Regions from separate parts of the Homo sapiens genome. Here region 1 is linked to region 2. A link is a loop called in an ENCODE intact Hi-C map of the cell type or tissue named here. Cell type or tissue: A673. All regions are shown on one strand. Links, peaks and the distances in the headings refer to the core of each region. The heading gives the core; the rest is flanking DNA.

What was found. A loop is a pair of places that touch in the nucleus more often than their neighbours do. Peaks named below come from ENCODE experiments on the same cell type or tissue, not always from the same donor. Only the 100,000 strongest peaks of a DNase experiment are listed, where the experiment ranks them.
Region 1: it touches region 2 in a loop (1.9-fold over the local background); 1 of 110 quality-filtered maps calls a loop at or near these places.

The regions. Positions count from the first base shown.
Region 1 is chr7:15,644,074-15,651,262 of GRCh38, forward strand. All of the region lies in intron 1 of MEOX2 (mesenchyme homeobox 2), which reads right to left. Among named protein-coding and RNA genes, the nearest start is that of MEOX2, 39 kb to the right of the region's middle. In A673, for the core only: no CTCF peak of the experiment used is centred there; a DNase peak (open chromatin) is centred at 3,448; H3K4me3 peaks cover 474 bases; H3K27ac peaks cover 1,193 bases.
Region 2 is chr7:15,817,581-15,824,769 of GRCh38, forward strand. No RefSeq gene overlaps it. Among named protein-coding and RNA genes, the nearest start is that of LINC02587, 130 kb to the left of the region's middle. In A673, for the core only: no CTCF peak of the experiment used is centred there; a DNase peak (open chromatin) is centred at 4,391.

The DNA of each region.
Region 1 (7,189 bases), core at 1,948-4,447, 170 kb before region 2:
GTCTTGGGTGCATGAGAGTGTCTGGGCTCTGTTTTCTCCTAGCCTAGCAGACAGCAGGAGCTGCAGCTGTTCAGTGCAGGATGAGGGCCTTGGGCGATGAGCACTCAGAGTCACATTTTCATTGTAGCTGCCCAGCCCAGTAAAGCCTTCTGGGCCTACCTAGGTTCAAGCAGTGCCTCTATATGTTCTCCATTTGGCTCCCTCTGCCAATCCAAAGGTCTGTAGGGGTTGTGGAAATTCCTGTTCCTGTAGCTAGGATCTCAGAGTTCTGTGGCTAAATATGGTGCCTGGAGTTTCCCTCTTTTACCCCTTATGATAGAATTTCAGTGTTTTCTCTCAAAATATTTGTTCAAAGTGTTTCACAAGGAATCTAAAAGAGCAAAATCCTTATATGCCTGAAACAGAGGAGGATGGAGAAGAACATAGACCCAAGAAAGTTCTCCAAGAAAAGGTGAATCTGCTCCTGCACCTTGGACAGATCTGCAGCACAGCCTTTCCTGAGATGTCACTTTCTGCAGCTCATCTCCTTGCTCCAGGATTTGAGGGAGGTGCTCTGGACATGATTTGGATAGTGGCAGAACCCAGAAGGATGAGAATGCAAACCCGGCCTTGAAAAGAAAATCCAGATTTTTTCTATTGTCAATTACTTATGCAATATATGAATCTTTTTCTGGAGTAATGTACAGTGAATTATACCCAGTTGTGTGCTGGTAGGAGGGAAGAAATGCTCGTTTTGTACAATTTGCCACTTCCCATGAAGTAAATACACCCACCAAAGGGGATTCCAAGCCAGTAAGCTAAGGTGACTTCAAGAGGGTTACAAACTTCCTGAAAATTTAACGGTCAGCTTCCTAGAGCCTCTACTCACTGGCCCCAGAACGCCCACTGCTGTAATACCTTACTAGTTCACAAACTGAATCCTGGTATTCAGAAGCTGTCATAAAATAATAGATAACAATCTCCTTAGTGATAACCTAATAAAGAAAGAAGATTAAGGTAAGGAGGTATGATTAGCTAATTTGAAAGTTCTCTCAATGACTAGACAGCAGTATTGAAAGTGATATTCTAAAAGCTCATCTATAAAACTGATAATATTTTTCTGATTCATTAATAACCTTTCTTGTAGTGTTAATCTGACAATCAATTCACCAAAACAGGTAAATCACAGGGGCTATGCAAATGTCATTGTAAGGAAGGAAATTGCTAGGAGTAGCCATAAATAAGTACAAAAGATTTCTTTTTAATCATGTGCATTACATAGTAAGCAGTGTTCTTTAAATGAAATAACAGCTATGACAAATCTAAAGCATTGAGAAAAGATATCAAGGAGAAACCAAACACCCTTTTATATCCAAATACCGAAATGTAAAAGTATAGACATGGGCTCATACCAGTGAAAAGAAACACCAAATTCGCCATGACTGCAATAATATTTTTCTTTTAAGATGGATGTTGGAATTATTTTTTATTGAAAATATTTCTACATTGAAATTACTTAAGGAATTTACAGCTTAAAGCAAACAGAAATGTAAAGAATTGGTTGGTAAAAAACACCCTTGGTAGTTATTGAGTACCTGAATTATCTGGGGACTATTAACAAAGAAAGAAGCATTTCTCAAGTGGTATCTTGGCTGTCATGCTATTTTTAAGTACTGGACAATGAAAGTAAAATATGCAGAGTGCCTGACCTCTAGAGAGAGTTGGCTTACCAATAGTAAACAGAAGGGAAATGATCACGGAAATATATATATACCTTGTATTCTGAGAAATGTGTATGAATATTTTTGTGCCACAAGCATTTGTGTGTGCATATGTGTATGTCCTTGTGGCAGTACTAAAGGAAAGTGTTTCTGGTTTATATCTTCTCTTTAAGTACAGGATCAAAGGAAATCTTTCATAAGTAGATGCCTAATACTCAAAATTAAGAAGAATGTTTATGTGATAATATGTAAGTTAGTAGCCACACAATAAATGCTAATTACTCTGCATTAAAACCCTATATTTTGTGGTGGTAGCTATGAAAATAAGAATAGCAACAAACTTGGCATAAAAACCTCTGTTCTAGTCCCTGTTTATTTATCTGATAGTTTTAACATCTCTCTACTCTTAGTTTACTCCCTGACTTCCAAATTTTTGTAAATGAACAAATGGGATAATATACGTGAAAGTATTTTATAAACTCCCCCATAAATAAACATAAATTTTCTTCTTTGGAAACTTCCTATAGCACTTATATCTTCACAATATAATTGTGTTTTTTCCTTCCCAAACCTCAGTTGAAATGACATTGGCTTTCTATTATTCTACTATCATCTCTCACATAGCTACACAGCTACTTCTTCCTGCTCTGGAATATATGATTTCTCAACTGAGGGAGATCCTCTTTGTAACATACAAAAGTTCAAAATTTGAGTTTGACAAAGTATAGTCAGTAAAATCCATGATATTAAAACTCTGGGTTACTGAAAATATTAGTTGTTTGATTATATTTTAAATCCTTATTATTTTACAAACAGAGCTCTATCATACTTATCTATGAAAATGTCTTCTTAAAAGAAAGTACTTCAAGGAACATAAGAAGGTTTTCATAATGGAAGAAGTCTCCATAATTCGTAATTACATTTAATCACATATTTGAAAAGAGCACCAATATTTGTCACTTAAAAAATCACACTGACATAAAACTAATGTTCAGAATATGAAAGATTGATATACTAATTAATGAATGAGCATTTACTCTTCTTCTCTAAGGTGACAGTTGATTTTAATTAATGTTTTCTATTTATTAATATTCTGTTATCTTCAAGACACTATATTGGCTGTGTTTAAGTGCTTATGTCAAAATATATTTGCTACATTAAAGGCAATTTATATACAGTATTATCTACACATCCAGTGCATTTATATATCTGGACATACTCCCCCAAGAAACAAATATAGTAAGTATATATTTATTATGTTAAACTATAGCTAAAGCTTGCATTTTGTTTGATGCTCATAAGACTCATATATTAGAAATATTCCTTAATTTAGTTATTTCAGTACTTCTACAGGAAGAAAGTTTTTATTAGCTAAGTACATTTGTTTTTGATAGATATCATGCCTTAAAAATATTAAAGTTTCTGTTGAGAAAAAGGTAATCATCCAATTCCCAGAAATCTATGATACTCAAACATACATAAAATGAGTGTTGGAAGAACATCACAATTGCTTATTTTTACCAATAATCCAAGTTTGCCTCATGAACCCACCATAGCAGTATCTCAGAGAGGTTCCCATGCTTTCAGCATTAAATGGTAAGATATTTCCAGACATATGGCTGCAAGCTACATTTTAGTAAATTCTCTAGCTAAGCTCAACAAGCATTAAGATTCTGCTTATTATGCAAGAGTCTACTTTGATGGTTCAATTTCTTTGTCTTCTCATATTACAGTATTTCCTTTTCTTAGCAATCTTATGCATTAGCATAGACATTCTCAAGGATAATGATCTAGGTTCTAAAATGTAAAGACAGGAAGCTCAATTTTATGGAACATGAAACTAAAGCTGCTGTGAACAGTCGCTGTATAATAATGGCAATGCTAGATGGCTGAAACTTTATAATTATTTGTAACAGCCAACAACAAAAACAAATCATGAAAAGTTTTATTTCAATTTTCTTGAAATTACTAAAACGTAGTTTCTCATTTTAAAAGATAATCATTTAATAAAAGAGTAGGACTTTTAAAATTTAATTGACCTTAAAAAATGATCACTGTTTCTAGGATTACCATGGAGGCATTAGCTCATCTTCTAATAAAGAAATGACTTCAGAACTCTCCTTTATTTTTAAACTTCTCAATTTACAGACCATGTTTTGGATCACTTGTAAGAAAAATTCAAATAATGGAAACATAATAGTTTCAGAAGCATTTCTTTTACTCATTGAAGTTGGGGAATCTGGCCTTCAATATGCTGAATATTAAGATGTTGATACTATCAGGCTAGAGATAGTCCCATAGCATGCAAATACGTCCTTAATGACATATATTTTTAATTAACAGGTATTTAAAAAAAATCAAAAATAGACAAGCTTTACGTGTTTTACATTTTTAAGTTTTTAAGATTTAATGTAATGTTTGCTTCTCTGAATTATTATGAACAGCATGAATAAATATTTACAGATAAAACACAGCTATTTAAAGAAGTAAAACTGAATGAGCATTATTTAAATGAATAAAAAGCAATTTTAACCCTACAATCGTAATAAACGAGATTGCTTTTTCCTTAAAATTGTAACCAACTATACATAAAAAATAATTTTATGCCGGTGCGGATGAAGGAATAAAAAGAAAGCGTAAATTACATCCCAGAGTATACAAAAGAGAGATTGTATCTGGAAAGTTTAAGATGGCTCTCTTTTGGAAACTGTATAATCACTGCTGGGATACAGAGGAAAGGATAGCAGGCCGGAGAAAGGGATCTGGGTCCTTTATTGTTACCATTAAAGTCTTACATAAAACTGTCTCCACATTCCATAAAAATGCCATGGTGCTTCAGGAAAAATACGGACCTGAGACAATAGTTTATTTTGGCTGGGACTGAGGTTCCAGAACTGAAGAGTTACTGCCAGAAATAGAAACCAGCTTTGAGAAAAAGTTAACTGAACTAGGATGTAGCGAAAGTGCTGCAGCATCAATAACCTAGCGCTTCAGAATCTGAATCAAGGGTTCTTTGTTTAGAACCTTGTAACATAATTAATCACCCAGAGGAAGTAAAGAGATTTGAGGTTGGAGTTTAGTTACCCAGGGAATTCCCTCTTCCTTTGGCACCCACTTGCCAGCACGACTATAAAACAGGAGCAGAAATGCCTCACTCCATAAATGATTAATAATAGCTGATTTACATGAAATTAAGTTGTTCCCTTGCTGAGACACAGTTGACCTGAATTCTGGGAGGCCCTCCCACAACTCCCTGAGTAACAAAGCAAGTCACCATCTCCAGGATTCCTCATCTCTGTTTCCATTACTCTTTCTTCCCAAAATGGGAAATTCTGCAATAGCCATGCATATGCTGATCTTTTCTATAAATAATTTCCATATCTTAAACATTTCACGGTTTTTAAATTGTTAACTACCACATGAATTCCACTCAACAAATACAGTATTTATTGAATGCTTACAATGCAAGGTATTGTTTTAATAACTAGGAAACAAATTGTAAGTAATATATTATGTAACTTCATTAAGGAGCTTATAAAAATAGTGTGCAGTAAGGGTGGGGGGAGACATCAGAAATGGACAAAAATAATTTCAAAAATAGCTAAAACATCGAAGAACATACTTTGTACTAGAAAAGAGATAGAAGCATCTATGGATGATGAAAGATGGAAAAATCACATAAATTGAAGAATCATGAAGTTTCACAAGCAAATTACATTTATGATAGTTCTTCTAGAAAGGACAGAGTTTCTGCTATGGCAGAAAAGAGCTTTCCAGATGACAAGAAAAATAAGAACAAAGACTTTAGGTTAGGGACTGACTAGTCAGTGCAGGAAACAGTGAGTATCTGGAATATAAATGGGAGAGATGGCAAAGCTCATTTCAGAAACATGGTTAATGCCATGTCGATGCCATGAATGAATGACAAGCTGAGGGACGAAGTTGAACATTTTTGAGCAGAAAAACTGTTCTGTGACAGCAATGAGTATGGGGTATTGCAAAAGTACAGATGTCCAGGCAATGGTATCATGGGGCTGAGTAGATCAGGACACTATGCTGCTGATAAGCCATCAGGAACTCAGGACAGGGGTCTTGCCCTGCAGAGAGCTTATATTTTTGGATAAGCAAGGCAGAGGTCTCCATATTAAGCCAACGCTGTAGAAATTAAGCAGAGTGCTAGAACCATATTAAATTGCCACAAAGCAATTTGGTCCAAACTCACAAAGTTGGTGACCAGATAGGCCCAAGCCTATAGATCAAATGTTTTAAGGATCAGTAATAAATAGAGGTGGATCTCAGGAGAGTTCTCACCAGTCCAGCTCTTCTAATTGCCTACTGGGAAATTCCACTTGGATGTTTGGCCATGCCTTACAAGTCAACTGGTTTAGAGTTAAATTCCTCTTCACAAAAACTATACTTGCTTCCTTTTCCAACCTCTCTGTAAATTGCACCACAATTTTCCCAATTGTGGGCTCAAAATCATTAAAGAGTTCTACTGCTTTCCACTTTTCTCCATACCCCATAACTTAGTTGCAATGTTCTGTGTAATTTTCCTTTGAGATGGCAAGCAACACCTGCACCAGATTCAGCATCTTGTGCTAAGATTACTGCAATAATATCTTAGTGCAATTCACACTTAATTTTTTACCTACCTTCTAGGTACCTTTCAATTTGCTTTTACTGTTCCTTTGAAAATTGTTTCTATTTTACCTTTGTATGTTTCATACGTGCAAATAATGCTGATCTCATTACATATTTCAGACTAATGCCATATCTTGTGAATATATTATTTATAAATGTTTACTGAATGCTTCCTATGTGCCAGTAACTGTGCAGGGCACAAAGATAAATGAGAAATTGTTCCTTCCCTTAAGGATCATATCATTGTATACAGGAGAGAGAAGAAATAGAGGGAAAAAAATTGAGTTTTTTTGGGGGGGAGACTTCTCCATACTTTTAAAATTTTGAATTATAAAAACAATTAAACAAAAAAAGTCAATGCAATGAAAGAGTTGCTATTAGCATGGAGGGATTTCCACAGTGATTTAAAAAGAACAGGCAAGAAGACAACAGAGGCACTCGATCTGCCTGCCTTTTATTAAAAGGGACTCCCAGAGAAGGTAAATATGAATCAGGACTTGGAAACAGAGAGGAGTTTGTCTAAAAGAGAAATGAGGGCAGATTGCATTTACACAAGTGAACAGAAGACTGAGATAGAGCATGCGGAATGTACTGGGAACACTTACTTTCTGAAAGTGCTGGAAACAAGGACGTGGAGCAAAGAGGAGAGATGAGGCTTGGACCAGCCTGTGAAAGTCCTCGATTTTCATACTGAGTATTTTCTCTTGTTAATAGGAAGCCATTGGTGATTTTTAAAATTGAGAGGGAGTGGGGAATAAAATAGGTTTGAATGTCTAACTTTGGTATGTATAAATGAAATGTGATATACTTTCCCTCAATACTGCTATGAAAATATCCACGCTCCTTGG
Region 2 (7,189 bases), core at 2,942-5,441:
ATTGCGTGTTTAAAAGGAAGTGTACGTAAATGATTACTGAGACTTTTGGATTGCTCTGGAATTGTTTTCCATCAGGGGACAAAGAAGATGTAAACAATTTGGGCTCAGCTACCCTCTCCAGATAGTAAAGCTTGTGCGATCAGTGGCTGCTACTCCCAACTTCACCAAAACACCACTCAAGACAGCTGGCTGCTTGGTAAGAGTTTCTATGACCAGGAGCTGGAGCTGACGGGAACACTGAAAACAGGTAATTGGAAGTGAATCTCCCATGTCATGAAAAGTGCAGGGAGACTTTCAGCAGGGTTTGGAAAGTATTTATCTATTAAGTCCCGTGAGAGAATCATAAGTCAGAGGAAGGGTTGCCCTGGCAAAATCATGCAAGACTGACTGTTTTCTTCAGTGTCCATTTGACTTGCTAAGCATAGAGGTTTCTTCCTCCTTCTCTGTCTTTCTCTCTCTCTCCTGCTCTCGCACTCCATCCTACTCTCTCCTACTCTGCAATTCCCTTTCCCAGATATCTAACTGGATGAGAGATACCAGTCTCCACTTTGTCTCAATTTTTCTAAGTGACTGTTAAGGAACCACTCACAAGATTGGAAGTAGGCAGCACTACCTTCACCACTCACACTGTAGGGAAAGGGAAAAAAGTGTTGAAAATTTCCCACTGACCCGGTGAGTTGTTACTTCATTGACTCATTCTCTTATCTTTCCACTCATAAAGATTGATTGGGAGGCAGTAATGAAAGGGTGTTTGGGAATAGCACAGTTAATTTGGTATCTTCCTAAGAAGATTCTAACGGGGTCTGATCCCCACATTTTTAAAGTTTTTTTATTTTCAATATTATTTATTTAGATATAATTCCACATTGCCTGAAGATTTTAAAGAATATCACAAAGAAACTCATCTACCTAGATTCATCAATTTTATATATATTTTATCATCCTACCCATGTATCTATCTATCTATCTACCTACCTACCTACCCATCTATTTTCTGAAACTTGGAGACAGTAAGTCTCTTTAAATACTGCACTGTGTATTTTCTTAGGTGTCCAGTTCTTTTTAGAATGTGGCAGAATCAGAAATTTGTCCCTAGCTTTTGAATCTAGTGACAAAACCCAGAGCAACTAAGAGTCTAACTCAGCCATACTATTACAAAAACATTCTATAAAGTATAATTTTCCTAAAAAGCAAACTGATAAACAGTAGTCTGACAGAAATTTATTATTATATATCAACTACTTATTCAGGTTTTAAAATATACCAAGCAATGTATTTGTAGTTTTACATACTATTTATTGTTCTTATCATATTTTTCAAATCATGCTATTCTTTACAATAAATTTATGATGGAGGCCTTATTTGAATAAATTAGCCATAAAATATTAGTTCACTAAGTAAGGAAACCTAAAAAGTATTACTAGTTAATGTTGTATTAATTACTAATGTATGTACCTTTATATCAGAAGGGATGAATATTATATTCTATTAATACAAAACATCATTAAGTGGCTAGGAATATGCACTAATTCTAGAAAATTGTACCGATATAGAGCTTACAGCTCTTACTGAATGTGTTTGCTTTAGACAGGGAGTTTGGTTAGTTTAATTTCGTACAGGCTTTACTTCACCCTTTTTCAAGGGGTAGCCCAGTAGTTCTTTGTTCTTGATTCTCAGAGTTGACTACTTGTTCACTTTTCTCCTGATGTCTCAATGTTCCTTTCCATTCCGTTCTACCCTTTTTATTTTCCTAGTCATATCTATGAAAGACTTTGGACCTAGGTGACCTAGGAGAATAAAAAGCAACAGAAAGCCAAATATCTACAAAAAATTCCATCTCTTAGATAGTCCAGGGTAAAACCATTCTAAGCATAACTTCAATGCTAAGATCTTCCTTTTCCCTCGTCATCTATAAGTGACACAATTTGCAATTAAAAAATAGTTGATTTAGCACCTTCTACGTAGCATGCATTACTCAGTCACTTTATACATAACACAATTTAATCTTCAAAACAATCCTATGTGTAACTAATGACTGAGAAGAAATCATTATTGAAAAATATGTGACCAGAATATAAATATTATATACTAGAATATAATCATAATAGAATATAAATATAATAAGATACTAAATACTTAAATATAAATAAAATGACATGATACACACATAATAATATCTCACTATTCAGGGTCATTCTTTTAAAATCATATTTCTTTTCTCATACTATTGGGTGTCATTTGGAGAAAAAAAATTAAGAAGTTGCTTCAGAAGTTCTCCTTTCTTAAACCTCACCTGGTGTCTTCTTTTTCTGCTACCTGTAACAGATAGTATGGCTGGAGCTCCAGTGATTAACTTGGACCAAAAAGTGACTTTGAGAATAGAAATCTTGTGCTAAGCATGGCAGAGCAAAGGAGACTGAATTTTTTAATGACATTGTGAAACCTCCATAACAGCCTAAGTCAGCCTGCCTCCAGACTTTTTATATATGACACAGAAATATAATTTTCTCATTTTATAGGCTACTCTAGTATCATTTTGGATTTTTCTATTAAATCCAAATAAACCCAAAGCTCCTAACTACAAGTAGTTAACTATGTTATATATTTAGGTGCTTGCACTTTATTTCATCATAAGCTCTGCAGAGACATTAACGATTATTAAACAGAAATCAGAGTGTGATCAGAATTTTTTGTTTCAGATATTTCTGACTAAAATATATTCGATACATTTTTTGAAAACACAATATTGGAGCAGAAAACCATTTAGGAGGTTGTTACAGTGATTCAATAAAAAGATGATGAAAGCCCAATCTAGGAAAGCTATACTTAGGATGGGGCAGGGGAAAGAATAAATAAATACTTCGCATCTAAAACTGTCAAGAGTAGACGGAACTAAGACGAGAGAGAGAATGAGGAAGTTCTAGAAACTCTCGAGTTTCCAAAACTGTGTGGTGCAATCAATAGTGTTAGTGAACATTGAGAGAAGAGTCAGTGGGAAAGTTCAACTTTGCACATGGTGAATTTGAGTTATTATGGGAAAGCCAAATGGATATATACAGAATGCAGCTGGATAAAAGAAGACTTGCTGTTGCTTACCAGAGAAATTCTGAATCCTACTTACAGAATGTGTGTGTGTGTGTGTGTGTGTGTGTGTGTGTGTGTTTTATGAGAATAAAAATTATCAACCAGAGAGGTAATGAAGAGTGGAAAAATTCATAAATTCAAGACAAGGCCATGGGGAACCTTAAATTTGGGGGTTGGTGGAGGAAGACAGATGGTCAAAAAGGAGACAGAGAAGAAAGAGTGATTGAGGAACAAAGGTGTTCAAGAATCGTTTCAATAAATGTCATTTCAAGTGACAAAATAAAATGTGCTCAATGCAAGATCACCCTTGGATTGGGCAATGAAGAAGTCATTATTGTTAATGAGAAAAATTTCTGTTGAGTTGTTGAGTTGGGAAAATACTACAGTAAGTTAGGAGCTAATGATAAAGGAGGATGGTTGACCATTCTTTGGGGAAGTTTAGATGAAAAGTAAAAACAAATAGTAATAGGGAGAGCAAAATCTAGACTAGAAGATGATTCCATGACAGCTAATTTAAAAACAAGAGTTTTGAAGTTGTCATTATTAAATACTATTTGACTGATAGCTTTTGGAATAACACCTGTATCAAAATGATGCCCCACATCCTAGGTTTAGAGAAATTTGGTTTCAGTTTTAAATATTCTAAAGGTAGAGGAGCGACTCAATACAAATTCCAAGTTCTGTGTAATTATGGATAAGGTGATAGAGACAGAAAATTATAAATAATTAGTTTGACCGAATTTTGATATCAATAGGAAAAATAAAATAAATCAGGAGAAGAGTGAGAACAATGTGACCATATTAATTGGTCCACTAATATGTTTTTACATGTCTCTTGGCAGTTAGGAAAATAATACACCAACCACATCTGTACTTTTTCAGTCAGCATACAGATCCAGGAATAGACTCTAAATTAGTTAGCATGAAGCCAACAAGCTCATGCAAATGTCAGAACTCACGTTTCTGAATTTCACCATTTCCCAAAGCAAGTTGACCCAATGATCTATATTTGGTGGTGATTTTTATTCCCAGATGTTGAGAACAGCTTTTTTGCTGGCAGTAGGTCCTTGAGGATGCATGTTCCCTAAGCTTTAAATAGCATGCCCTAAGGAATTAGTATTACCCAAGATATAAAAAGATTAATAAGGATTTAAAATTGAATAACTCCAGTAATTCCTTTAATGGATGTGCATTCAAATTATTTCCTTGGTCAGTATCATAACTGCTTGCTTATCACTGCATTCCTAAGAGATAACTCTCTTAATTTAGTGCCCATAGGGTTTCAGTCACAATGCAGTGCTGAGGCGGCCTGCCTTATTTCTTGGCACATAAGCAACCTTGCATAAGTCCATGTGTGAGACTTTGGAGAGCCTATTTCCTTCGATCCCCTGTGTAGCTTCTTTTTAAAGACCTCTGAATTTCTCCTGTTTCTTTCTGGCTTTCATTGAAGATGTTTATTCAACGCAATGTGAGATAATTGAATTCTCAACAAGGAGCTTGATGAATTTTCTAATTCAAACTGGGTACCAAGAGGTGGCCTGTCATCTTTTTCCTTTTGTTGTACTGGGAGAAAAAAAAAGCAAATGAGTCTCCTTGAGAGCAGTTCTCATTTCTGTTTCAAGTTCCCCCAACAAGTCATTAAACATTCTCTGGGTTTTGTCAACAGCCTGGTAAACATCCAGAGAAAGAATCAAAATAAGATTGTTTATTTAACATTCTTCAGCTCCAACTGCTGATTAGGGTAAATAGTTTGGATAAAACTCCTATATGATCCAAAAATCACAAAAAGAAAACATTAGCTATTGGGCAAGTTTAGAATGAGTTAGAAATTCTTTAAACAGCACAGACATTTTTACACACTTTGATATTTTCTTCATCTTCTACTCATCTTGTGAAGGCAATGTCAGAGCTAAACATGAATGTTGAACAACCACTGAGAAAGCTCCTTGGAATCTAAGTGAAAATGCAGAGAGTGATTTCCAGAACAAGCTATAGGCTGGAACACCTAAAACTCAGTGCTGCTCTTTAAGTAACTGAAAGAAGTTGAGTCAAAATAGCACTTTCCAAGGGCTGCCTTTTCAGACTTTGGGCAAAATTTGTACTGATTCTACTTATCTCCAGAGAACCCAATAATTTAGCCAAAAGAGAAAAAATGTTTCTAATCATCAGGAAGACTTTTAGGTTTATAGGAGATCAGTCAATAATATGATGCCTCATTTTATATAGCTGTGCAAGCTTTTTAAAGAAAAGATCTATCATAATCCTGAATAAAGATCTAGTGAAATATGCTGCTAATATATTTTTTAAAATGTTATTTTCTTCTTATGACCTCTAATCCAGATTTCGGTACATTAATTGTGGTTCAATAAGTGCGATATTTAGCAGATCAATTTTTTTTTTTTTTTTTTTTTTGAGACAAAGTCTCACTCTGTCGCCCAGGCTGGGGTGCAGTGGTGTGATCTTGGCTCACTGCAATCTCTGCCTCCCAGGCTGAGGCAATTCTAATGGTTCAGCCCCTCAAGTAGCTGGGACTACAGGTGTGTGCCACTGCACCCAGCTAATTTTTGTATTTTCATTTTAGTAGAGACAAAGTTTTCCATACTGGCCAGGCTGGTCTAAACTCCTGGCCTCAAGTGATTTGCCAGCCTTGACCTCCCAATAGATCATTTTTTAACATGAACTTTAACATAAATTTAAGATTCTGAACAGGCCACAAAATTTCCTCTACCAGCCTTGCTCTTTTTATCTGTCCTGCTCCAAATTAACTAATATAGTTACAAGGGCCATAGGATAACACTCACGCCGATGCATTCATGTCTTTCCTTAGAAAGTTCTCTTTTCCTTTTTCAAGGCTGATTATAATCCTTAGAATGACTTCAAATGACACCATGAAATATTATTTTACTCGAAATAATGATTGAAAGACAAACTATCATTCTGCAGATTGGATATTGGACAGTTCCTCAAAAATGAATAAAATGAGCCTGGCACTTTGAGAAACGCAAGTGACAATAATTGTGATAAAATTTGAGTTGTCAAAAGAAAATGAAAATTTTGGAAAATGTTTATCTACCACCATGAGTTTGGTAGTTTCCTGATACTTAAAAATATGACTTTTCAATAATGTATATCAACCTTTGGAGATCTACATAAGCCAATAATCTATTATTTTACAAATGAGTAATGTATTAAGTTACAAAATCATATATGAGAAAAAAGCCATCTAAAGTATAAGATAAACCAGTAGATTTTGCTCTAGAGGGTAAGAAAAGTTTGTTGATATAATTTCGGATTCTTACATTCCAACTAACTTGAAAGAAAATACTACTTGTCAGGTGTTAATTTAATAACAAAGAAGAGTTATCTGCAATTATTTCCATTCTCCTCCTCTTTTCAATTATGTATCTGTGTAAAAGGAGATTTTCTTCATATACTTCAAGAAGAAAAAAATATATTGCTACAGAGTAATTCCAGGAAAAATATAAGAACCCAACTGTCTTTGATTAAGATATCAAAGAGATTTCCAAAAATGTAAAATAATACCATTCTTCTGGCCAAATTTTTGAATATATTGGTTATTTTTCAAAATGACTAATATTAAGGACAATTTAAAGTTGCAAGTATAAATTTATCCATGAAAAATATTTCCAAGGAAATGCAACTTTATAAACTCTAGCTCATTTTATTTTTTAATTTTTATAAAATTTGGTTCCATTTATTTTTTGAATCCAAGCAAGTTATTTGCCTAAAGAAAAAATATATCTAATCTCATTTAAATTGAAGGATTTCTTAATGATTTTACATTTGATGCAAATCCTTTTAATCGCTTTCTTCCCACCTAAATTTGGTGAAAGGAGGATAATTTGAGATGGGGTTGTGCAGGTGCTATGAATCTCAGTGGAGCAAGGGAGTATTAACTTCTCAACCTTGATCTCAGATCACTTCGTTTACCGTATATGGAGTAATTTGTCATCTGGTTCTCTACCTTGCTGGTACTCAGGGATTCCTCAGTGTTGCCCAATGGGTACTGGAGAACAAGTTAAGTAACCTTATGTGAGAAGAGGGATGAAAAGCATATTGATTAGAAATTTGAAATACTATCATT